2 separate regions of the Homo sapiens genome follow, and region 2 is linked to region 1. The links are chromatin contacts, found by Hi-C in ENCODE. All regions are on one chromosome and are shown on one strand. The core of a region is the stretch at or near the end of the contact, and the rest is flanking DNA. Distances in the headings are between cores, read along the strand shown.

What was found. A loop is a pair of places that touch in the nucleus more often than their neighbours do. Pooled maps may share reads with other maps.
Region 2: a loop to region 1 is called in a pooled map, with 3 times the contacts of the local background. The contact joins the enhancer-like site here to the promoter of ORC3 in region 1. A Hi-C loop is called at or near these places in 2 of 50 pooled maps.

Annotation. Positions count from the first base shown.
Region 1 is chr6:87,586,783-87,593,268 of GRCh38, reverse strand. It overlaps ORC3 (origin recognition complex subunit 3), which reads right to left and starts at 3,134. Exons shown (of 20, transcript NM_012381.4): 1 at 3,077-3,134. The coding sequence starts at 3,100. It overlaps RARS2 (arginyl-tRNA synthetase 2, mitochondrial), which reads left to right and starts at 3,282. Exons shown (of 20, transcript NM_020320.5): 1 at 3,282-3,347. The coding sequence starts at 3,312. RefSeq lists enhancers at 816-1,316, 1,317-1,817, 3,198-3,427, 3,191-4,152.
Region 2 is chr6:88,758,522-88,765,007 of GRCh38, reverse strand. All of the region lies in intron 13 of RNGTT (RNA guanylyltransferase and 5'-phosphatase), which reads left to right. Among named protein-coding and RNA genes, the nearest start is that of RNGTT, 200 kb to the left of the region's middle. Within about 2 kb of position 3,152, at least 3 of the 41 ENCODE cell types and tissues checked have a DNase peak (open chromatin) inside an H3K27ac peak, as active enhancers do.

The DNA of each region.
Region 1 (6,486 bases), core at 1,885-4,384:
ATAAATGCTTGCCAAATAACTGTCCTGGTAATTTCCCAGCTATGTTTAGTTTCATATTATTGTTTGACCAGTGGTAGATCACCCCCAAGTTAGTGGTCCTAGTCTATTCTACCAATTCTAAAGTCATACATGATGGATAGCTTATAGTTTTTTTTTGTTTGTTTGTTTGTTTTTTTGAGACAGAGTCTCGCTCTGTCGTCCAGGCTGGAGTGCAATGGTGCGATCCTGGCTCACTGCAACCTTTGCCTCCCGGGTTCAAGCCATTCTCCTGCCTCAGCCTCCTGAGTAGCTGGGATGACAGGTGCCCACCACCATGCCTGGCTAATTTATTGTATTTTTAGTAGAGACGGGGTTTCACTATGTTGGCCAGGCTGGTCTCGCACTCCTGATCTCGTGATCCATCCGCCTCGGCCTCCCAAAGTGCTGGGATTAGAGGCATGAGCCACTGCACCCGGCCTGATGGATAACTTCTTAAATATTTCGATTTCTATGGAAAATAAAAGACAGAATGAAAGAACGATACCTAGGAAAAGTTGTCTCAGGATAGTGTTAAAGACCGCTGTGCAACTATAAAGTAGCCATTTGGATTACATGTTCCCATTTAAGAACTGTGCCTTAGATTCTTTTTTCTGCTATTGTTGAGACAGAGTCTCCCTCTGTTGCCCAGGCTAGAGTGCAATGGCACAATCTTGGCTCACTGTAACCTCTACCTCCCGGGTTCAGGCGATTCTCCTGCCTCAGCCTCCTGAGAGGCTGGGATTACAGGCGCCCACCAACATGCCAGGCTAATTTTGTATTTTAGTACAGATGTGGTTTCACCATGTTGGTCAGGTTGGTCTCGAACTCCTGACCTCAGATGATCCACCCACCTCGGCCTCCCAAAGTGTTGGGATTACAGGCATGAGCCACTGCACACAGCCCTGTGCCTTATATTCTTATATCTGCAACTAGCAGAAGTGTGCGAAATCACATACATATTTAGAAAAATCATGTGATACCATGACAAACCTGTCATTACCTCCTTTCCAAATCCACCTGCAATTCAGTAAAGGAAAAAGGAGCTTCAAAGGAGCAAGACATGAGGAGTGATCAGAAAGGATCTTAATATAGGGCAGTGGTAGTAACATGGTTAACCATTTGGAACTGCTGGTCAAGTGATGGTGTTTGAGATAGAGGAAGGCCAACAGCCAGAAAATTTCACGATGAAAGAGACACTAAAATGTTTTGATATGTTTAAGGACCGGGCGTGGTGGCTCACGCCTGTAATCCTAGCACTTTGGGAGGCCGAGGCTGGCGGATCACTCGAGGTCAGGAGTTCGAGACCCGCCTGGCCAACATGGTGAAACCCTGTCTCTTCTAAAAATACAAAATTAGCTGGGTGTAGTGGGGCATGTCTGTAATCCCAACTGCCCGGGAGGCTGAGGTGGGAGAATAGCTTGAATCGGGGAGGTGGAGGTTGCAGTGAGCCGAGATCGCGCCACTGCACTCCAGCCTGGTAACAGAGCAAGACTCTGTCTCAAGAAAAAAAAGAAAAGAAAAAGAAAAAAAGCTTGCAGTTCCATAAATTCATGAAATAGTTCTTAAAGCTTCTTATTCATGTAAGGTCTCATCCCAATACAGACATTTGTTATAATACCAAAAATGCTTTCCTGAAAAATCTTACTTTCTGCAAGATACATAAAAATAAGAGGTGCTTATGCAATCAACAGGATTAAGGGATAGACCATTCAAAACCTACAGAACATTATAACCAGGACAAAATAAAACCAGTACCATTTCTAATAAAAATACTACCTTTGAATCTCTACTAGCATAACCTTAAACCCCAGGGCTTGTCCTTTTTCCTTGAGATGTAGTCTTTAAAAGCACTGCTTCTCATAAACCGTTTTAATCAAAATAAAAAATCAGATCCATGACATAGCCTTCTTCATCAATCCATTGTTTTAACATAGGGAGAATGTAGCTTCTTCATGTGCATTTTTCAGCTTTCTCAGACAGCTTAACTTCAGGGGCTTCCCGCTGCACTTACAATAGAACTCAAGGTCTTACTTTTTGTGGTCCAGAACAGCGCTGTCCAACAGAACTTTCTGTAATGATAGAAATGTCCTATATCTGCACTATCTAAAATGGTAGCTGCAGCCACATGTGATGATTGAGCACTTGAAATGTGGTTAGTGCAACGGAGAAACTGAATTTTTATTTAATCTTACTTTATTTTAACTCAAATTTAAATAGCCACATGTGGTGAGTGACTAACACATTGGACAATACAGCTCTAGGGCTTATCTTCTTACCAACTACACTATGTCTTGCAATTTCTTGCCATCTAGGTAGCCAACATGAGGAGGTCTATAAGATATCCCACCACACACACCCGCATCCACATTACTTTTTCATTCTCATTTTTCATGACGCTCCCACTCTTTGTCTACTTTCTGATTATGATTTTTAAATTCCTCTAATATGCCATTTTATTTCTATCTTCTGGGCCGAAGAAACATGCTGTTCTCTCTGCCCTCCTCGCCCTAATCCTTAACCTAACTTCTACTCATTTTTCAGGTCTCAGCGAAAGGGTCACTTTCTCCAAAAAGCCTCCGCTAACCCCCGACAACCTATATTAGGTTCTTCCCACTCTTCTGTTGTCTGCCTAGAACTCTTTTCCTTGCTAACACTTAAAATTTGTGATCGTCAGTTTATCTATGTTTACCGACTTTCTTGACTGCAGAAACTGAATCTGTTTTGTTTACCACTGCATCTTGGTACCTAACGGAGTGCTTGGCGCACAGTATTTGTGAGATGGAAAAATGAGAGACTGGGCCACATCATCAGGACATCCGACCTCCACCAACCAGAACTTAAAAATCCTCCTAGCCATACCACAAGGCAGATCCGCGTCCTCGCTCCCCAAGCAAAGTTGGCCTCAACTGATCTGGAGCAAGGACGCCTCAGCTCAGTACGCCGCTCCCTCCCTCCTCTCCAGCCAGGGAAGGGATGCCTACGTAACCTCGGCTTCATCCCTTCTTCAAAGGGGAATGAGGCAGCGGTAGAGCCACAGTGCGCATCGGCCACCACATACCTTAGACATCGAGGACGTAGCCATGGTCTTACTGACTCTGCGTATTCCAGATGCACTCGGGATTTCCCGCGCGCCCTCGCGGCTGCAGGGCAGAGGTTAGTGGCGAGCCACACGGCTCCTTGATTGGCTGGCATCACCCTCCGGGGCGGGTTTCCGGCGCGGGGAGGCGGGTCGTATAAGGAGGTGGGGCGAGGCCGGAACTGGCGGACTGCGGCGCACTTCCGTAGAGGTGGACATGGCGTGCGGCTTTCGCCGCGCTATTGCTTGCCAGGTATGGATCCCGGAGCGCGCAGAGGAGTCCCTGAGGAGCTAGGGACCCCAAAGGCCTTTCACCGCTGCGGGCCAGTCCTCAGTCAGCTGGAGGGTGGGTCCCACGGAATCCTGTTAGTTTCTACCACCTCCTCCCCCTTCTCTGGAGCTGGTGGAGCTTCAGAAGTCCTGTGGAGCGTCGGCTGGGATCAGTTTGTCTCGGTGAAAAGTAAACTTTGAAAGGTACCTGGTGCTTTCTTCTCTCCTTCCCACCCCACAGCTATGAATGCTTTACCTGGGTGGCGGCAAGTCATTAGACCATGATTAGACCCCATAGAAGTTAGTGTTCTTTACACTTTAGTGACATTGATGATGGATCTGGATTGTTCTTCAGAAGGACCTCATTTTAAAGCTGCTTATTTCTCTTGCAGTCACTTAGGCAGCCTACCCTAGAATTGTTTTTGGTAACGCCCAAAGATATAAGAGCTATCTGAGACTCAGTTTTTCTTGGTTCAGGGTCGTATTTGAACAGCTCTGTTGTGAGGAAGGGCTTACAAAATTGCAATATAATTGCTTTGTTTTGTTTTTCCTTTTTGTGGAGAACGGGGTCTCGCCGTATTGCCCAGGCAGGCCTCAAACTCCTGGGCTCAAGCTGTCCTCCCTCCTCTGCTTCCCTAAGAGCCGGGATTACAGGCCTGAGCCACCGCGCTGGGCAAAATTGCAGTATAAATGTGGAATTAATCAAAAAGAATTTTTAAGACTCATTGGCCACCCTTGCAAGGAAACTTTCTATTGTGGTCTTGGCTAACCCATTTCCTTCTGATTAATGGATGTACTAGTGGACGTAATTAGCCTGGTGTATAATTTATCTTGGCTCATTTTTACAGTATTTCTAGACATTTGTGGGGAAATCCCTCTGCCTTGTCTTTATGTTTATAGATGTACTGCCCTGTCCGGTGATAATTCGCCAAATATCACCAACATGACATTTTGTTAAGACAGCTGAATTTATTGCTCACTGGGATAAGGAAGAACACCACTGAGAGCTTTGGTAGTGTATTAAACTGGGAAAGCAAGGTCAGATTTTACTGATGGGTATGGCTTAAGGCTGGTCTTTCAGAGGGAGAGGGTAGGAGGGTGTTGGAGGAAGATGGCTTGATTAGGGTTGGACTCTGATCTGATACAGCGGTTTAAGATTGATAGGAAAAGCAAAGAGTGCAAGAAGCCTTAAGGCATAAACTATTGAGGTTTTCTATTGGAAGAACTAATAGGCCTGGCATGTGGTTCATGCCTATAATCCCAGCACTTTGGGAGGCCAAGGTGGGAGGATGGCTTGAGCCCAGGAGTTCGAGACCAGCGTGGACAACATAGGTAGACCCCGTCTCAACAAAATTTTTTTTAAAAAGTAGCCAGGCATGATGGTGCACCTCTGTAGTCCTAGCTGCTTGAAAGGCTGAGTCTGGAGGATCACTTGGACGGACCCACGAGTTTGAAGCTACAGTGAGCTATGATTGTGCCACTGCACTCCAGGGTGGGTGACAGAGCGAGACCCTGTAAACAAAAAATAAAAATAAAAAACGTGAAAAGCTAATAGATTTCTCATGAAGTTCTTATAATGAATGATTAAGTTATTTGGGCAGAAGTCTTCTAGAACAGTAAAGTTATGCTAATGAAGACAAAAAATAATAAATTCATGTTAATGTAGACAGTAAACCATATCAGGGAAGGTAGTTTTGGACCTTAGTATCTAAGCTGTGTGTAAGGGTGGACGTTTTCCATTCTTAGCCCTTAAGTAAAGATAGTGCCATGATGAGAAACAAATTGTGTTTAGTTTTGCAAAGGCTGTGTTCTTTGTAAAGACTGTAAATTGGACCAGGCATGGTGGCTCACACTTGTAATCCCAGAACTTTGAGAGGCCGAGGTGGGAGGATCCCTTGAACTGAGACGTTCAAGACCAGCCTGGGCAACATAGGGAGACCCCCATCTCTATAAAGAAATAAAAAACAAAACTTAGGTGTAGTGGCACACACCTGTGGTCCCAGCTGCTTGGGAAGCTGAGGTGGGAGGATCGTTTGGGCCCAGGTGGCTGAAACTAGCAAGCTTTGATTGCACCGCTGCACTTCAGCCTGGGGGACAAAGTGAGTCCCTGTCTCAAAAAAAAGAAAAAGATAAGTTGGAGAAACAAGAACTAATATATTGAGTATATATTTGTGCTAGTTACTACACATTCACATTTAAGCTCATGGCAACCCTGTGATATAGAAGTATTAACCTTATTATATAATTGAGTCAGTTGAGATCCACAGAGATTAAATAACTTACCCAAAGCCACATCATCAATACATTGTAGAGTTGGTTTATGAACAGAACTCTAACTTTAAAATTAGATCTTTCCTATATACTGTGCTCTTTGTGAAAGCAAGAAGCACAGTCCAATCATTGAACAGAATCTAATGGATTTATACAGCAGTGTAAATTATGCAGATATATATGTATTTCTCTGAATATAGAGTCATTGGGGAATGATCTGAAACTTGAGGATAAATAATAATATTTTCAATACGTTAGGACATGGGGAAAAAAGAGCAAAGAAAAAACATGTTCCGTACAGTTTGAGCATCCCTAAGCTGGAAATCTGAAATGCTCCAAAATTTGAAACTTTTTGAGTGCTGACATGAGACTCAATGTTCATTGAGTTCATTGGAGCTCAATTGGAAATTGGAAATGTTCATTGGAGAATTCCAGATTTTCAGATTAGGAGCTGGGTATGGTGGCTCATGCCTATAACCCCAGCACTTGGAGAGACTGAGACAGGCAGATCACTTGAGCCCAAGAGTTCAAGACCAGCCTGGGAAACTAATTAGAAAATTAGTTGGGCATGGTGGCACCCTCCTGTAATCCCAGATACTTGGGAGGCTGAGGTGGAAGGATCACTTGAACCTGAGAGGTGGAGGTTGCAATGAGCCAAGATTGTGCCACTGAACTCCAGCGTGGGTGGTAAAGCAAGACCCTGTCTCAAAAAATAAATAAATAAATAAATAAATAAATAAATAAATAAATAACCAACCCCACAGATTTTCAGTTTAGGGATGCTCAACAGGTAAGTATAAAGCCAATATTCCAAAATCTGAAAAAATTCAAAAGTTGAAACACTTGTGGTC
Region 2 (6,486 bases), core at 1,903-4,402, 1.2 Mb before region 1:
TGTTAGCCAGGATGGTCTCGATCTCCTGACCTGATGATCCACCTGCCTTGGCCTCCCAAAGTGCTGGGATTACAGGTGTGAGCCACCGCACCTGGCCCAAAATGTAATTTTTTACCTATCACATTGGAAATAATAACATTGTCCCTTTTGGTTAGAATGTGAGCAAATAGGTACTCTCCTAAACTGTTTGGTAGGAACAGAAGTTGGTACAACTCTTTCAATGGGCATTAAGGTAGTATATGTCCTGAGAAAATATGCTCCAATTTTGTGAAAGGAGAGATGTTGTTTGTCTTCTACATAGTTGTATTCTTAGTACATAGCATGGTGACTTGTTTATAGTAGGCACTCCAGAAATATTCAGTGATGGAATGTATATACAAACAAATAAGAATATGTAAAAGTATGTGTATAATAATTTTATTGAAGCATCATTACAATAGTGAGAAACTGGAAATATTCAATGTCTTTTTCACTGTAAAAGTCTTTTGTAAAATATAGTTGTATACATGTGTCTTCCTGTATGTGTTTCCAGGAAAGTTGCTAATAGTATTCTAAAAATCTCTAATAGTATCTTTTAGAAATTGGTCTAGTCTGTTGAGATACAAGATTTCCTAGAGCTTTGAGGTTGAACTCAGACCTAGCATCTACATTTGTTGTTTGATTTTACATTCACACATAGTTGTGTGATGTTAATAGACATACCAGTTTGGATTTAATTAAAAACAGAAACACAGCAAATATTTTAACAGAATGAATTTAGTTGAAGAATTGTCTGTTACGAAAGAACTGAAGAGATGAAAAAGTCTTGCAGAGGAAGCAAGCACTGCAGGAAGCGTCTACCATGCAGCGAACTGGGGTAATGAAGAAATGAGGGTAGATTATTAAAATTTAGAAGATTGGAGGAGGCCTTATAGGGTTCATAAGAAGCCAGTTGCTGCCCAGCTGTCATTCTTGCCACAAGATCTTGGAGGAAGGATTCAGAGGCTCCAGACAATTGATATACTGGGTTATAAGGCCCAAGTGGCAGAGCAGCTTATACTATAGCATGAACTTGCTGCAGAGCCATCTTTTGTTCTGATTTCAACTTAAAAATGGTAGCCTAACAGGTTCCTTGGTCAATGAGTTGGAGTACTGCTTCAAAATCCACAGTGATTGTTAATCTTTGTAACGTCCTTTTTAGTATCCACTGATAGTGCAAGTAGAGTAACTTGTCTCTGACACCTTGGAGAAGCTATCCTGATAGGCTTCCAACCATTGGACCCCTAGAAATCTTACTTAGGCAATGGGCTCTTAATTTTTGTGGGTTTTATGTCTTCTGTCTTACATGTGTCTTAGCAAGATGTCTAAAGAACTTTATACTTCCTCTTTATCACTCTTAATAAGTACAAAATCATCAGCATTGTTGATCAGTGATTTGTTCTGTGTAGTGTCAGAGTGACCACTGTCTCTGAAAAAAATTAGAAAGACGATAACAAGTGAGAGACAGAAATTGGAGTCCTTACACATGGATGTTGAGATTGTAAGTTGGTGCAGCCAGTGTGGCAAACAGTTACATAGTTCCTCAAAATGTTTAAGATAGACTTACCATGTGACTCAGCAATTCCACTCTCAAGTATATACCCAAGAGAAATGAAAACATATGCCCACACAAAACTTGTACGTAAATCTTCTTATCAGCATTATTCATAATAGCCAAAGGGTGGAAACAACCCCAAATATTTATCAACTGACACATGGATAAATACGCAAACAAAATAACTCTTCCACCAGGCACAGTGCCTCACTCCTGTAGTCCCAGCACTTTGAGATGTCTGAGGTGGGCATAGTGCTTGAGTCCAGGAGTTTGAGACCAGCCTGGGCAACCTGGTGAAACCCCATTTCTAACAAGAAATACAAAAAAAAAAAAAAAAAAAAAAAAAAGCTGGCCATGATGGCACATGCCTGTAGTCCCAGCTACTTGGAGGCTAAGGTGGGAGGAACACCTGAGCCTGGGGAGGTTGGGGCTACAGTGAGCTGTGGTGGGGCCACTGCACTCCAGCCTGAGTGACAGAGTGAGACCCTTCCTTAAAAAAAAGGAAAAAGAAAATACCTTTCATTTAGACGACTGTAGTGGATCCTCTTAAGCAAAGAGACTCTGGATATTATGCCAGCTGGATTTCAATTCAAGCTCTGCCACTCTTTACTCAGGTTCTCTCTCTGTTGCTTGTGTTTCTGTAACTTCATTATGTGGATAATAGTGCCTACCTCGTGTGGGACTTTAATGACATAATACATGTAAGTCCTTTAAACTACTGCATGTTACATAATAAATACTAAATATATATTTACTATTTTTTAAAAAGACCACTGTCTCTGTAGATTCTACTGTGGCAGAGAGCAGAAAAGCAGTATGCTGTGGCTGCAAGATATACTATTGGTCATTCTAGGCAAAGGCAGATGTCTTCTGATAGTACCACAGATTGGTACAGAGAAAAAAGTATTTGCCAACTTGTATATAAGATTTTAGAGGCTACATTGATTGGTTTCGTTAAAGACAGCACATCTGAAATGGCAGCTGCACTTGGTTTAACATGATTAAATTTATGATAATCAAAAATCATTCTAAATCTCTGATGGTGGTACTAATTTTTGTATTTCCCTTGGAGATATGTTACTGCTTTTGGTTTATTTCCCTGGTAGGGAAGGCTGGTTGAAGGGGCTTTTATTTGGCCTTTCCTAGCATAATGACCCTTATTCCGTGGGTCAGACAGCCAATGTGGAAATTCGTTTTCCAAGTATTTCTCTTCCAGTTATACATCCAGTAACTGGAAAATAACCGCAGGTTGTATTTGTGGACATACCGTCACACTTAGATTTAAACTTGAGCCAGTAATCCATTTATCACCTGATTACCCTAAGCTCTCCATTTAACTTACGGACTGCAGTGGCATTTTGGGTTCCTGGCAATTCGTGTCTGTTTAAAGTAAGTGTCTGGTAATCCCCTAGTGGTCTGGGTGTTCTTTCTTTTGGATTATAATTTTTTTATTAGATTTTTCTTTTGAAAGAAAGAACATCCGTACCACTAGGGGGTTACCAGACACTTACTTTAAACAGACACGACCACTAGGGGATTACCCATCGGGGATTACCAGAACAATCACTTTAGCAAATGCTGCTCATCCTTTGAAAAACTGTTGGAAGATTTACAGCAAGGGTCAGCACTTTTTTTCTATGAAAGGCCAGATAGTCAATATTTTAGGGTTTGTTGCCTATGTATCTCAACTACTCAAGTCTACCATTGTGGTGCTAAATCAAAGCTAGACAATATGTGTATGAGTGAGCATGACTGTGTCACAGTGAAACTTTATTTACAAAAACAGGTGTGAGGCCAGATGTGGCCTGTAGACTATAGTTTGCCAACTGTGGATTTACAGTACTGTACATGGTTGTAGTAGTATTGCAATACCTTCTTTAAGGGGATCTGGCCTCCCACTTGTATTGGGAGGCTTAGGTATTTTTGTTGTTGTTTGTTTGTTTTGAGATAGAGACTTACTCTGTTGCCCAGGCTGGAGTGCAGTGGTGCAATCTCAGCTCACTGTACCGTCCACCTCCCGGGTTCAAGCGATTCTCCTGCTTCAGCCTCCAGAGTAGCTGGGATTACAGGTGCCTGCCACCATGCTGGGCTGATTTTTTATAATTTTAATAGGGGTGGGGTTTCACAGTGTTGGCCAGGCTGGTCGCAAACTCCTGACCTCAAGTGATCCACGTGCCTCGGCCTCCCAAAGTGCTGGGATTACAGGTGTGAGCCAACATGCCTGGCCAGAAGGTTCTGGTTTGTTAACCAGGTAAGGTCTGCACATTTAAAACTGAGAAATGCTAGCTTCCTAGCAAGCAGAATGGAATATATAGAATTGACTGCATGGTCTCCTTTACTTCCTATCGGAAAAGTCTTTTTACTCTGCTGACTAGAGTGTATGTGTGTGTGTGTGTGTGTGTGTGTGTGTGTGTGTATTTCTTTTGCTTCAATTCATTAAAAAAAAAAATAGAATGAGCTGGGTTTGGAAGCTGAGGCAGGAGGATTGCTTGAGCCCTAGGAGTTTGAATCCAGCCTGTGCAATACAGCAAGATCTCATCTCTGGGAAAAAAAAAAAAAAATCGTTTTCTCATGCTTATTTGAATTAGTGTTACTCTTTTTGAGAAGGAAATTGTGGTGGTAAAATATTTTTCTGAATGTTGAAGAACTGTTCTTATATAAGGAAGGATTAAGTATGGGGGAAAAAGTCTTACTACTTTGCTGAGCAGCATTTTTCTGTTTTCTACCCTCTGCCTCTTTCACAAAATGAAATGTTTAATTCTTTCATTTATATTTTATTTAAAAATTATTTTAAAGAAATAGACATAAAACACTAATGTAATCACTATTATTATAGTATGCTTAATGACTAAGCTATTTGGTATGTAGCTGGTTGTATTTTTTTATGTATAATATAGCTATTTTTATTATTTAGCAAATGACCCATAGTAACTGCTTTCTTATTTGAAAATATTCTCATCACCCAAACATATTTTAAGACAAATGCTTCGTTGGCTTTCAGTCTTTGAATGGTTACTACTGTTAACATTCTTGATTATGTTTTACTTCCAGTGTGCCTAGGAGAGGCAAGGAGGAGCTGTGACTGAACTCTTTTCAGTTCCTTTGCCTGGTTATCTCTTGGGTATTAGTAACTCTTGTTTCCTCTGTTATTTCATCCTTCCTGCATTCAGCAGAAAATCTTTCCCAGGCCGCTTACCAAAAACCAACATCATAATCAAAGTGTCTACAAGTAACTAGTAGGAGAAAAGGAGCATGTGGCTTTAAAACATCTACTTATGACCTCACTGGAGTCAAATTACTTATTTTTACTTGTTAATTTACTAAATAGAAGTATATATCACCTTTGTTTTATAATTTGATTCTTTGGAATTTAATTTTCATATTCATTTTAACACTATTCTTTACATTAGTACCTTTCGCTTATGTGATTTTTCTCAATTAATATATATTTTCATTAATTGCAATTTCTCTAAGTTACCTTTTATGTTATAAAAAGCTTGTTACCTGGTGGATATTATATAGATTAAATATTAGTTAAATTCCTACTTTGAATCACATTGAAGTTGGTGGGGGGGAAAATGAAGTAACTTAGGAACATAGGATTTGAATGCAGACCCTCATGAGAGATGAGATGGGAAGAACTGCAAACAAATCTTGAACTCCTTTTTTATTAGGTTTGTTTTTTGCTGTAATTATGGTTGTGAAACGCCAAACTACTTTAGAAGTGTTGTAGGATTGAGCAAATGGGTACTGATGTTGGGAGTCAGGGTTCTCAGTGAGGAAGGAGAAAGATACAAATATGAAATGGAGGAAGGCAGTGAAGAACTCTGTGAGATGGATTAGAATTTTTAAAATATTTGAATATATATGTTCACATGTATGTGCATGTATATGAATACATATACATGATTGTGTTTGTGTATGTAATATGTGATACACATAAACTCATTTCCTAGCTCTGTCCACTGACAGGACCTATAAGCAGAGGCACCCTGGTAATAATAAGCATATCCAGCACGAAGATTTTGGTGTCTAACACCATTCCTCACCAAAAAGAACCAGAGATCTTCAGAGAAATGTCTTATTCTAGAGCCGGGTAGGGAGGATGCAGGATAGGCATAGAATACCTTCTTATGCCAGAAAGTAAGAAAGTACATCCCCAACCCAACAAAAACAATGTATGTCGAAAGGATGCAGGAGCCAACTTGAAGGTGCTCCCACTGGCCAGATCTGGGATATAGTGTGGACACCAGAAGGACAGTAATGAATTATGAACTTTGCTAAAAATAGGAATCTATGAGTCCATACTGCCATACTGGTAATAAATGAGCAGAAGAGATGGTTTAGCTTTTAGCAGAATGCTGATTGGTAAATGTTCTGAGTCCTGGATTTGGAAAATTATTTTGCCACCACCATAGTAAAGATCAGCTCTAGTGAGAATAATCAATGGAGTTAATGGGTGAAGCACACCAACATGGCACATGTATACATATGTAACAAACCTGCACATTGTGCACATGTACCCCAGAACTTAAAGTATAATAAAAAAATAAATAAATAAAATACAGCAAAAATAAATAAAAAAGAATAATCAATGGATGCTAAGTCTGGGAGGGAAATTTTTATAAGATATTTTCATGGTTGTAAATGTCTTTCTGTGGATTGCTTATAACTTGCAAGGGCAAAATAATAGACTAGAGAGTTGAGAAATTGGACAACCCCTTACTAGCTTATCAGAGTTAACATCAGCAGTGAGGATAAAATGAACATTATGTACTAGTTCAGTACTATACCTAGCATTCTGACTATGGGTATCTAGCTCTAATCTGATAATGAGGAAGCATTAAACAAATCCCAAATGTGGAACATTCTGTGTTTTTTAAAGGGTCTCTGTATTATTCAAATATGTCAGT